Regions from separate parts of the Homo sapiens genome. Here region 2 is linked to region 1. A link is a contact called in ENCODE Hi-C data. All regions are on one chromosome and are shown on one strand. The core of a region is the stretch at or near the end of the contact, and the rest is flanking DNA. Distances in the headings are between cores, read along the strand shown.

Region 1 (5,549 bases), core at 1,925-4,424:
TTTTTTAAAAAGACCACTTTGGGGCCGGGCGTGGTGGCGGGCGCCTGTATGTAATTCCAGCTACTCCGGAGGCTGAGGCAGGAGAATCACTTGAACCCGGGAGGCAGAGGTTGCAGTGAGCTGAGATTGTGCCATTGTACTCCAGCCTGGGCAACAAGAGCAAAACTCCATCAAAAAAAAAAGACCACTTTGGCTGCAGGAGCAGGGCAAGATCAGAGGAAAAGAATGAACTAGTTTCAAAGCTATTGCATAATCTAGAAGAAAGATGATAATGAGCTGTACCAGGTAATGGACCTAAAAACAGAAAGGAGTCAGAAGCAAGAGATATATGAGGTAACAGACACCAGGACTTGGTGATTAATTGTATAAGCTGGTGACCAGAGTTCTGAATGATACCCAAGTTTCAGTTTCAAGCAATTGAAATGGTCAAGCAATTATGCCACTGCCACTAACTATGACTTCTTAGCATTTACAAGTATTTTATTTTTTGTAATGCCTTTTCACAATACAAGTACTTTCTATGTGCCAAAAACTGTTCTGAGCTTTTATATATGAAATAATTTAATCAACTCTAAGTACTACCGAGGCACACATACTCACAAACACATATACACTCTCTCACTCTTCCTAAGTAATCTGTGAGGCTGCATAGCCAGTAAGTGATAGTTTTCAAATCCAACCAGTCTAATTCCACTGCCTGAACTTATATCTGCTGATAATTATTTAATTCGTCCTTACAGCCATAATGAAAAATCTGTGTGACTCATAATTTCGGAGAAAACTGACACAAAGGAATTGCATCTTACCAAATGATTAGATTTAAAGTCAGTGTAGTAAGCATGCGTTAAAAATTGTGTATGCCATAGTTGCCCATGAAAACCCATATAGGGCCGGGCATGGTGGCTCATGCCTGTAATCCCAGGACTTTGGGAGGCTGAGGTGCGTGGATCACCTGAGGTCAGGAGTTCGAGACCAGCCTGACCAAGATGTGAAACCCCGTCTCTACTAAAAATACAAAAATTAGCTAGGCATGGCAGCGGGCATCTGTAATCCTAGGTACTCAGGAGGCTGAGGCAGGTGAATCACTTGAACCCGGGAGGCAGAGGGTGCCGTGAGCCGAGACAACTCCATTGCACTCCAGTCTGGGCGACAGAGCAAGACTCCATCTCAAAAAAAAAAAAGAAAACCCATAAAAATTTTATATAAAGTATATTACTTGTTGTTTGTATATACAACCCTGTACAAACAGGTCAATCTATAGCTGGGCACGGTGACTCACACCTATAATCCCAGCACTTTGGGAGGCTAAGGTAGGCAGATCACTTGTCAGAAGCTCAAGACCAGTCTGGCCAACACAGTGAAATCCCATCTCTACTAAAAATACAAAAAAGTAGCTGGGCCTGGTGGCGCACACCTGTAATTCCAGCTACTTGGGAGGCTGAGGCAGGAGAATCACTTGAACCTGGGAGGTGGAAGTTGCAGTAAGCCCACATAGCGCCACTGCACTCCAGCCTGGAGACAAACTCTATCTCAAGAAAAAAAAAAGGTAAATTAACAAACATGTAATGATAATGCTCATACCCTGAAAAGCAACCAGGATCAAACAGGGGAAGGGCAGATTTACATCTCCCATTGCACACTCACTGGGATATATGTTTGTTGAGAATAATGGCAGGCAGAATTGCCCACTCTTTAAATTGTCATTTTTCTTGCTTCCCTCCACCCCAGTCAAACAATAAAACTTTTGTAATTTAAATATAAATAAAACTCCACTTTTCACACATATTGTACGATTTTCTCTAGTTATAAAGCACTGCCTCATTCACCTTTTAAACGAACCACAACTACCTCAATAGAGTATTCTTTACATTCATATCTTAAAAATAGTAATTAGTTTACATAAATTTGGATACCTGAATAAACTAAATTCTTTCCTTCCAGGACTTGTCCAAGCAAAAGGCACTCTGCCTGCCATTCAAACATCTTTTTTACACCAAAACTGTGGTATTTTTCCAGAACTGCTTTAGGAAGTCCCCAGTTTGCCAATAGTAGCTTGTCTCTTTCGTAGTCAGGAACTGTAGGCTTGCATTCTCCTTTTAGGAAAAAGAAAAAATTAAAATTTAATTTACTTCTAATATATGAGTTTTACAGTTAGCCCTTCACCGTGTGTTGGAATTCCTATGTGTTGAAATGAAGCTCTTTAAAGCACATCCTGACTTCAAGAATCTTATGAGAAATTGACCATGTATAGAAAAGTAATAAATTGTTATTTACTGCATATAATAAAAATTCCTTAAAAGCCTCAAACGAACAAAAAAGCGTGCAATACACAGTAGATAAAGAGTGTTGGAATTACGGGTGTAGTTGGGGGAGGAGGGCAATATGCAAGCATTACAAAGCTAAGTTAGGTGAGTTTCTATTTATAGTAAGTTTTAGTTCCATGACGACTGCACAACTAACGATTTTAAAAAACTGGGTCGACATCCACGGGACACCCAACCAATCTCATTACGAATCCCTTCCAGCCTTCCCCTGGACGCCGAACAGCCTGTGCCGTACTCCAGGCCCAACAATCCTGTCTTAAGGGTCTGTAAGGAGTACTGGGTACTACCAGGAACGAGCCGCCCAACAGATGATGGGATGAAGCTAACTAGGAAGTTGTTTCTCTAAAGGTCGAAAGATCCAGAAGCCACGTGAACATTAATACCAGGCGATCACTGAAAACACGCGTATGTCTGAACAGAAAGTGACCTGCCACACCAGGCCCCAGTCACAGAGAAGGGGAGTAGAAGCCCAATGGGGTATGCAACGAAGCAAGTCCCGTGGGGTGAGGACACCTCCCGACCCATGGCCCGGCGGAGCTGCCCCCGTTGCCCGCGGCCTCCCGGGTTCCTGGAGCACCTGCAGCTGCGGCCTTCAGGCAGCGACCAAGGCCGGGCGGCGGGCTCAGCACGGACCCGGAGAGGAACTGGGGGCTGGCACTGCTGTCACCGCCGCTTCCCGAGAACGAATCTGAGCCTGATTCTGAACGCCGCCGTTTCCCACTCCGACGCAGAAGATTCATGGCAAACTCTTCTCGGCCGATCAGGGCAAGCCACAGTCCCAGCGTCCTCCCTCTCGGGAGAACCCTGGCCTGGCAACAGCTGCGGACATCTTCCCGCCAGTCTTCAAACTCAAACCTCCCGGCCCGCCCCGGAACCATAGAGTTCTCCGTGGCTTAAGTAACCCGAAAGCCATAGACTCGTGGGGAAGGAGCGGCTCTCGCTGGCGTCTAAGACTTCCGGCCTCCAACCTCCTGGTTGGTTAATATGAGAGATAGATTAAAGAGGAAGAATACAGAATCTACAGTTATAACCATACTGACCTAAAAGCCTTCCTTCTCCTTTTGTCCATTTCTGGTTTGAATAGGAAGGCCATGCTAACTTCATAAAATGGGCTGCCCATAATAGGTAGATCAGGGAAGTAGCTCTTCTTAACGTATTGGTATTCTGTAAAAAATTATTTCAGATTGAGAAGCATTATGCAAGATAGCCTAGGGTTTCTAATAGAGCATAATTTCCTCCTTTCTCCTAGTATATGATGGTAGGGCAGGGCTATTTCTGAACACAATTTCCATTTTAGCCAGCATGCATTGTGAGGAATATGTAATGAGGAATTGGGGATTGCTGGCTGACAGACCCCTGAGACACTATATGAACGCCGCGAGGAAGGGGCTCTGAATATACCCCAGGGATCGTTATGAGCCAAGAGCTTAGTAATGCATCTGTGTTGTCCCTTTTGTAAAGGTAGAAGCGAACGAGTTCTGAACGTAAAACGGTGACCATTCATTACCTAGTTGCATAATTCATTTCACCAAGCAAAACTAGTAGGCCCTAAGCCTGACCTGAAGAGGCTGTGCAGTTCTAGAGCACTAAAAATCTCAAAAGGTCCAGTCCAATTAAAAAAAAAAAAAACACTCGAATACAATCTGGAAAATAGCATTCGAACCATCAATTCCTTCCGTGAAAACATTTTTTTGATTTAAATGACAATATTCTAAAGTTCCACGAGATGGCGACATTACTCCGTGAATGAAACATTTTTCTCTTGGCCTTTTACGCAATCAACAACTATTTACTGAGTATCTACTGTAAGCTAGCCACTGGGTAAATGGCAGTGAAATGGCATAAAATGGTTCCTGCTCTCAAAGAGAAAGAGTCTAGAGAATAAGGCAGACATTAAACAAGTCAGTTAATGAAGTGTGCCATATGCTTGGGCAGAAATGAAGAGTACTATTAAAGAAATAAAAGAGATCTCGCCGGCCGTGGTGGCTCACGCCTGTAATCCCAGCACTTTGGGAGGCCGAGATGAGTGCATCACCTGAGGTCAGGAGCTCTAGACCAGCCTGGCCAACATGGTGAAACCCCGTCTCTACAAAAATACAAAAAATTAGCCGGGTATGATGGCGGGTGCCTGTAATCCCAGCTACTCTGGAGGCTGAGGCGGGAGAATTGCTTGAACCTGGGAGGCGGTGGTTGTAGTGAGCCGAGATCGCACCACTGCACTCCAACCTGTGCGACAAAGAAAGACTCCGTCTCAAAAAAAGAAAAAAAAAAAAAAGAGAGAGAGACCCCTAGATTGCAGCCAAGAAAGAACTTTCTCAGATGCAGTGTAACTTAAGGGTTAACAGTGCAACTCTGGAGTCAGTCAGTCTAGGTTTGAAACTTAGTAGCTGTGAGATCTTGGGCAACTTGCTTAACCCATTTTTTGTTTGTTTGTTTGTTTTGAGACGGAGTGTCCCACTCTGTCGCCCAGGCTGGAGTGCAGTGGCTTGATCTCTGCTGACTGCAACCTCTGCCTCCCAGGTTCAAGCGTTTCTCCTGCCTCAGCCTCCCAAGTAGCTGGGATTACAGGCCTGCACCACCACACCTGGCTAATTTTTGTATTTTTAGTACAGACAGGGTTTCACCATGTTGGTCAAGCTGGTCTCGAACTCCTGACCTCAAATGACCCGTCCACCTCCGCCTCCCAAAGTGCTGGGATTACAGCGTAACCCTTTTGTGCCTCCATGTCCTCATCTGTATGATAGAGATAATAATTGTAACAACCTATTTGGTTATTTTGAGGACTGAGTAAGTCAATATGTGTAAAGTACTTAGAATAGTGCCGGCACATAATAAATACTATTCAGAGAAAATATTTAGATGTTCTAATATAGCCCCCAATTTAAATTCAGCATTTTGCTGGGAAAAGGCTAAACTAGAAAAATCTCTTACAAAGCTATTCTGTTTTTATTATTAGGTGAACTATGATCAAATCAGAAAAATAATTAGAAAGGAATTGAAAGTTTTATGTCATCCTACCAAAAGCCTAGAGAATATTTTAAAATATATAATTTATTTTAAATGTTCAACATTTCTAATTTTTTCAGAAAAACTCTGAAAATGGAGAATAGAAGGCTATTTCTCAAAAATATTAAAGATGTTTATGCTAACAGTTATCATAATAACTAATATTAAAATACCAGAAGCATTTTCCATCTGTATTGTGTCTAAACTCGTGTTCCTTGG
Region 2 (5,555 bases), core at 2,229-4,728, 2.4 Mb after region 1:
TGGTATACTATTTTATATCTTAATAATTTTATATCAGATAAATATAATCTTTATTCAAAATAATTTTAAATAGACATGAGAAAGTCCCTGATTCCCCCCCTAGTTCCACCCTCCAGATGTAGTCACTGTTGGCAGTTTTATTTATAATTTCTCTTCACATATTTAATTTCATCTCCAGATAGCTTTGAGCTGTAACTACCAAACTTTCTAAAGTTATACGGCATTCTATTATATGCTTGAATATGTGCTCCATCCTTCTAAGAATGTCACTGAGAATACATTTTTTAAAAACTGGGTTGGTAAGAGTTATACGTCTTGAGATAACTTGGATTATGATGGAGGGTCATGAAGCCAGCAGTGAGAACCAACAATGTAGGAAATAAGACCTTGTATAACATCACACCACTGGTCTCTGCATCACACTCTCAGGGTCCTTCCCTTTGGTATATTTATGTCGATGTCTTGGCTGGAATCATAATAAAAAATCCAAGCCATGACACTATAATACTATACCCTGGATCGAGTCCAAAAACAACTACCACAATTAAAGTACACTGTCTGAGGTATATGTCTGGCATAACTGTAAGATTACATATGGTGTTTCTCCAAAAAATATACACAAGGCTATATTATAGAAAATCTGGTAAAGAAAACTACCCATGATAAAAGCACCTTGAAACAGTAACTGTCATATTGGAACAATTCCTTTCAATTTTTTTTTGTAGTTTCTACTATGAAATAATAGTACAAAGATGCCCTATATATGCTTCACTCAGATTCTGTGAACCTTGACATTTTCCATATTCTCTCTCAATATATATACACAGCAGTACTTTTTGCCTGAACCATTAGAGTTAAGTTTGCAGATACAATACTCCTTTACTCCTAAATGTTTCCTAAAAACAAGGCCATTCTCTAACATAACCACAGTATAATTATCAAAACCAGGAAATTAACATTGATACAGAATTACAATCTAATATTCAGACCTTATTCACATGTTGCCAATTATCCCAATACTGTTCTTTACAAAAAAAAACCCAAAAAACAAAAATCCCTCTGGTTCACGCCCAATCCATGCTCACATTCTGTTTCTATGAGTTTTAACTATTTAGGTACTTTATGTAAGTAAAATCATGCAGTATTTGTCCTTCTGTGACTAGCTTATTTCACTTAGCATAATGTCTTCAAGTTTTGTCTCTGTTGTTGCATATGACAGCTATTTCTTTCTTTTTAAAGGTTGAATAATAGTCCATTGTATGTATATACCATATTTTCTTTATCTGTTCATCTGCAGATAGAATTTGGGTTGTTCCCACATTTGGCTATTGTGAATAGTGCTGCAATGAACACAAGAGTGCAAATATCTCTTCTATATCCTGATTTCAATTCTTTTGGATAAATTCCCAGAAGTAGAATTGCTGGGTGATATAGTTCTATATTTAATTTGGTGAGGAATCTCCATATTGTTTTCCATAGCAGCTATACCATTTTACATTCCCACTGACAGTGTACAAGGGTTCCAATTCTTCCACATCCTTGCCAACACTTGTTTTCATTTTTTTAATGTCATCCTAACAGGGGTTAGGTGATAGCTCATTGTGGTTTTAATTTGCATTTCCTGGATTAGTGATGTTGAGCATCTTTTCATATACCTGCTGGCCATCTGTACATTTTCTTTGGAGAAATGTCTATTCAAATCCTTTTTTCGTTTTTTAACCAGGTTATGTGTTGTTCTGCTTTTGAGTTATAGAAATTCCTTATATGTATTTTGGATATTATTTATCAGATACATGGCTTGGAAATATTTTCTCCCATTCTGTAGATTGCCTTTTCACTCCATTAATCATTTCCTGTGCTGTGCAGAAGCTTTTTAGTTTGATGTGTCCATGCTCTTCTTATATTACCCCTGCTCAGCCCTGGAGTTGGTCATTTCTCCAAGAAGCCATGACTCCTTAGTGGACAGTGGTACGTGGAAACCAAGATCTAGGTACTAGATGTGTTCTTTGCTATTGGGGCCTCCAATCTTTTTTCATATGCATTTTTTACTTAGTCATAATACCTAGATATTTGCAATTTTAAATCCTGTGTTTTCTACTTTTAAATCTTTTTCATATTCATAAATTTTTAATGGTTGTATAATATTTCCTTCAGTGGAAGTAATATAATAATGGTCTTGGTTTGCTTCATATTTTTCACAATTAAAAAAACAAACCTGGAATAAGCCTTTCTATCTACTGAAAACAGCCTTTTTATATTTAGGATTAAAAAGAAAATTATTTGGTGAAAGGTTATTAGCAATTTAATAACCCTTGATACAAACTGCAAAGCTGCTCTCCAAAAGGAGTGTCCTAATCACAATACAGGAGAATCAGTTTGCTTTATTTTACACTTACTTCTACGAGGTTATTATCATTAAACTTTTAATTTTGCTATTTGAGAATCATATAAGCATTTCTTAGTAGTCATATCTCCTACCAACAAGTACAAGATAATACTGCCTTTGTAGAATGACTTACAGTGTGCTAAGGTCTTTCATTTTCACTTAATCCATACCCTGTGAGTTATTATTTGTGAGGTGGGAACCTAAATTTCAGAAAAGTGGTTTGTTCAAAGTCATACATCTACTAGGTAAAATGTTTAAAAGAAGAATGGACTCTGGCATCAGTTTTGTGAGTCTGAATCTTGTTTCCACAGCTGTGTAACTGCCAAGTTATTTGAATCCTCCAGCCCTCGATTTCCTCATATATAAAATAGGGATAATAGTACTTACCTCATAAGGATATCGTGACTATTAAATGAGTTATTCTATGTAATACATAAAAGCACTTACAGTAGCATCTGCCACATAAGTCCTATCTAAATGTTGGCTGCTGTTATCATTAAGATGGTGGCAAACTACGTGTTTTAAAGGGAACTAAATTTTGTTGTATGTCTACAACAACTGTGTGATCGATGTTTTTACCGGGTTCTCTTATTTAACCTTCTCAATTCTTTGAGACAGGATTTTATGCTTATTTCTGCCTATTTTGCAGCTAAGGAATAGGAAGTTCTGAGCAGTAAAAAGTAGTAGACTCTCAATCTGCAGGTGACTGAAGCTAGGAGAGGTTAAGTCACTCGACGCAGCGGCGAAGGCTGGGACTCGAACCCGGGCCTGACCCCAAAGCCGGCGCTCTAGACTAGGGCTACGACGATTTAAACAGAAACATCTAGAGACCGAGCGGCCGTGTTACGACGGGAAGATTAGGTGTTCCCTGCACCTCTGTCCCAGCACTTTAATGTCGCCGCATTGTCTTTGTCTTTTTTCGAGCAGAGTTTTACAAGTTCCTGGCCCGAAAACCCCCCTGTCCCTCTCCATCCCCACAGCGGACTCCTCAGGTCCTCAGCCCTCACCTGGCCCGGTCGAGCTCCAGACCTGACCATCTCTCGCCGCCTCAGAGAAGCCCAGACCGAGGGAAGTGAAGCCTCACGGTAAAAAGAATTAACCGCCGTGGGCTCCCGGACCTTCTTGGCCCGCCCGCCGAGCTTCCGCTTCCGGAAAGGATCCCGCCGAATGCCGCGCTTCATAGTCTCCGACGCGCCTCCACTCCCTTTCTCCTGCTCCAGGCCCAGCGCCTTGGGCGTACGCAATAGACCCCTCCAAGCTTCCCGGCTTGTCACCCACCGGCAGGGGTTGGGAGAAGCCAATAAACGGCGAACGGGGCGGGGCCAAGGCATGGCTGGGGCGGGGCCGGGGCGGAGCCGCCGAGAAAAGAGTTAAGCGGAGGTTCCAGGACTTGCGGTGGGGAAAACGGGGACGAGGACCCGCCAGCGCCAGAGGATGGGACAGGGGTAGGAGGCGAATAGGTTTCAGAAGGAATTGAGCGCGACTTTTTGGGTTTTCGCTCTTTATTTTTAGTTTGGCATCGTGTGCCTTTTGGAAGATTTTGTTCTTGATATTCTATAAAAATAAGACCTCGGGGTTGTTACCTTTGCGTGTGATGGAAATTGCAGAATTATTCCCTGTGGCCACTGATCTCAGAACGGTGTTCATTAGTTGGGATTTTGGGTTTACTTCCATGCGTACTTGTCTCCTCTTATGTTGAGGTAATTACTTTTGATGAAAAATGACACAACATTCTTAGTATTGGCATGTGCACTCATTTTAATGAGGATTTTAGTCATTGGTTTTTAAGGCATTGAGTTTTGGGTTAATGATTTAAATCAAGTTGAAGAGAGATAACTCAGTTTATTCCATTTCAACTGTCACCCAGGCAGGAGTGCAGTGGCGCAATCTCAGCTCACTGCAACCTCTGCCTCCTGGGTTCCAGCGATTCTCCTGCCTCAGCCTCCTGAAGAGCTGGGATTACAGGTGCGTGCCACCACACGCGGCTAATTTTTGTATTTTTAGTAGAGACAGGGTTTCACCCTGTTGGCCAGGCTGGTCTCACACTCCTGACCTCAGGTGATCCGCCCGCCTTGGCCTCCAAAGTGCTGGAATTACAGTGGTGAGCCACCATGCCCGGCCTCATTTCTTTTTAATGGAGAAAAGAGCTACGCTTTAAAAGTCTGTTACAATTAATGTCAAAGCCCAGGAACTAAAATATGTCCACCAAAATATCACACACTTATCCTGAGTGATTTTAGGAAATGAGTATTTCACAGATTTAGTTTTGAATTAGATCAAACTGTGAAAACCTCTCCTTTCCTTCCCCAGCCCTCACATAACTTCATAACTTGCTGACATATTCACCTGAAATTAAGGGGTTTTTTTTAGTTAAGTTGATATTTTTTGAATTCATATTGATTTTTCTTAATACATGTTTATTTTAGAAAATATAGATAAGCAAAAAGGAAAAGACCACCCATAACCCCATTACCCATGAGTTATCACTTTGAACAGCTTGGTGCATTCCCTTCAAGATTTTTTCCACCTACATATATATGTATAAATGTATTACGACAATATGAAATAATAGGTATTACTGTAACATGCGTGTTTTCTCTTAATATCTAATCAACATTGTTTCTCATTAGTCTACAATTATAAAATGGCTGCCTGGTGTTCCATGATTCACTTCCCTAGTGTTGGGAATGTTATGCCCCCACCCCGTTTCATTTTGTTGTTTGCTATTATAAATAATGTTGCAGTGAGCTGAGATCTGCAAATGAACTAGATAGAGAGTGGAGAGCAGAGTATTCTAAAGATGTGGAGACAGCATGATGTTGAGAAAGAGAAACCCAGAGAGTTCCTTGCTGCTGAAGTATAGACAGTGGGGATGGAAATATATGTAGGGCCAGACTATGCAGTCCTCATAGACTACATGATTTGGCTTATTATCCTAAGGCCATTGGGAATACATAAAAGTTCAAGCAGGGGACACAGTGAACTGACTGGGGTTTTACAAAGATCAATGGCTGTAGTGTAGAGCAGGAATCTGAAATCTACAGTCCCTGGCAAAATTCAGTCTGCCATTCTTGGATGTAGCCTGAGAACAGTTTTTACATTTTCAGGTAGTTTTTTTTAAGTCAAAAGAATTATATTGTGTGATGTGAAAAGTTACCTGAAAATCATC

What was found. A loop is a pair of places that touch in the nucleus more often than their neighbours do. Pooled maps may share reads with other maps.
Region 2: a loop to region 1 is called in a map of CD8-positive, alpha-beta T cell, with 7 times the contacts of the local background. The contact joins the promoter of CCDC14 here to the promoter of POLQ in region 1. A Hi-C loop is called at or near these places in 2 of 168 maps with a recorded cell type or tissue (CD8-positive, alpha-beta T cell and naive thymus-derived CD4-positive, alpha-beta T cell) and 8 of 50 pooled maps.

The regions. Positions count from the first base shown.
Region 1 is chr3:121,542,814-121,548,362 of GRCh38, forward strand. POLQ (DNA polymerase theta) reads right to left here and starts at 3,175. Exons shown (of 30, transcript NM_199420.4): 1 at 2,902-3,175; 2 at 1,914-2,093. The coding sequence starts at 3,064. RefSeq lists enhancers at 2,908-3,137, 3,029-3,323.
Region 2 is chr3:123,957,751-123,963,305 of GRCh38, forward strand. CCDC14 (coiled-coil domain containing 14) reads right to left here and starts at 3,479. Exons shown (of 13, transcript NM_001366335.1): 1 at 3,394-3,479. The coding sequence starts at 3,423. RefSeq lists a silencer at 3,487-3,797.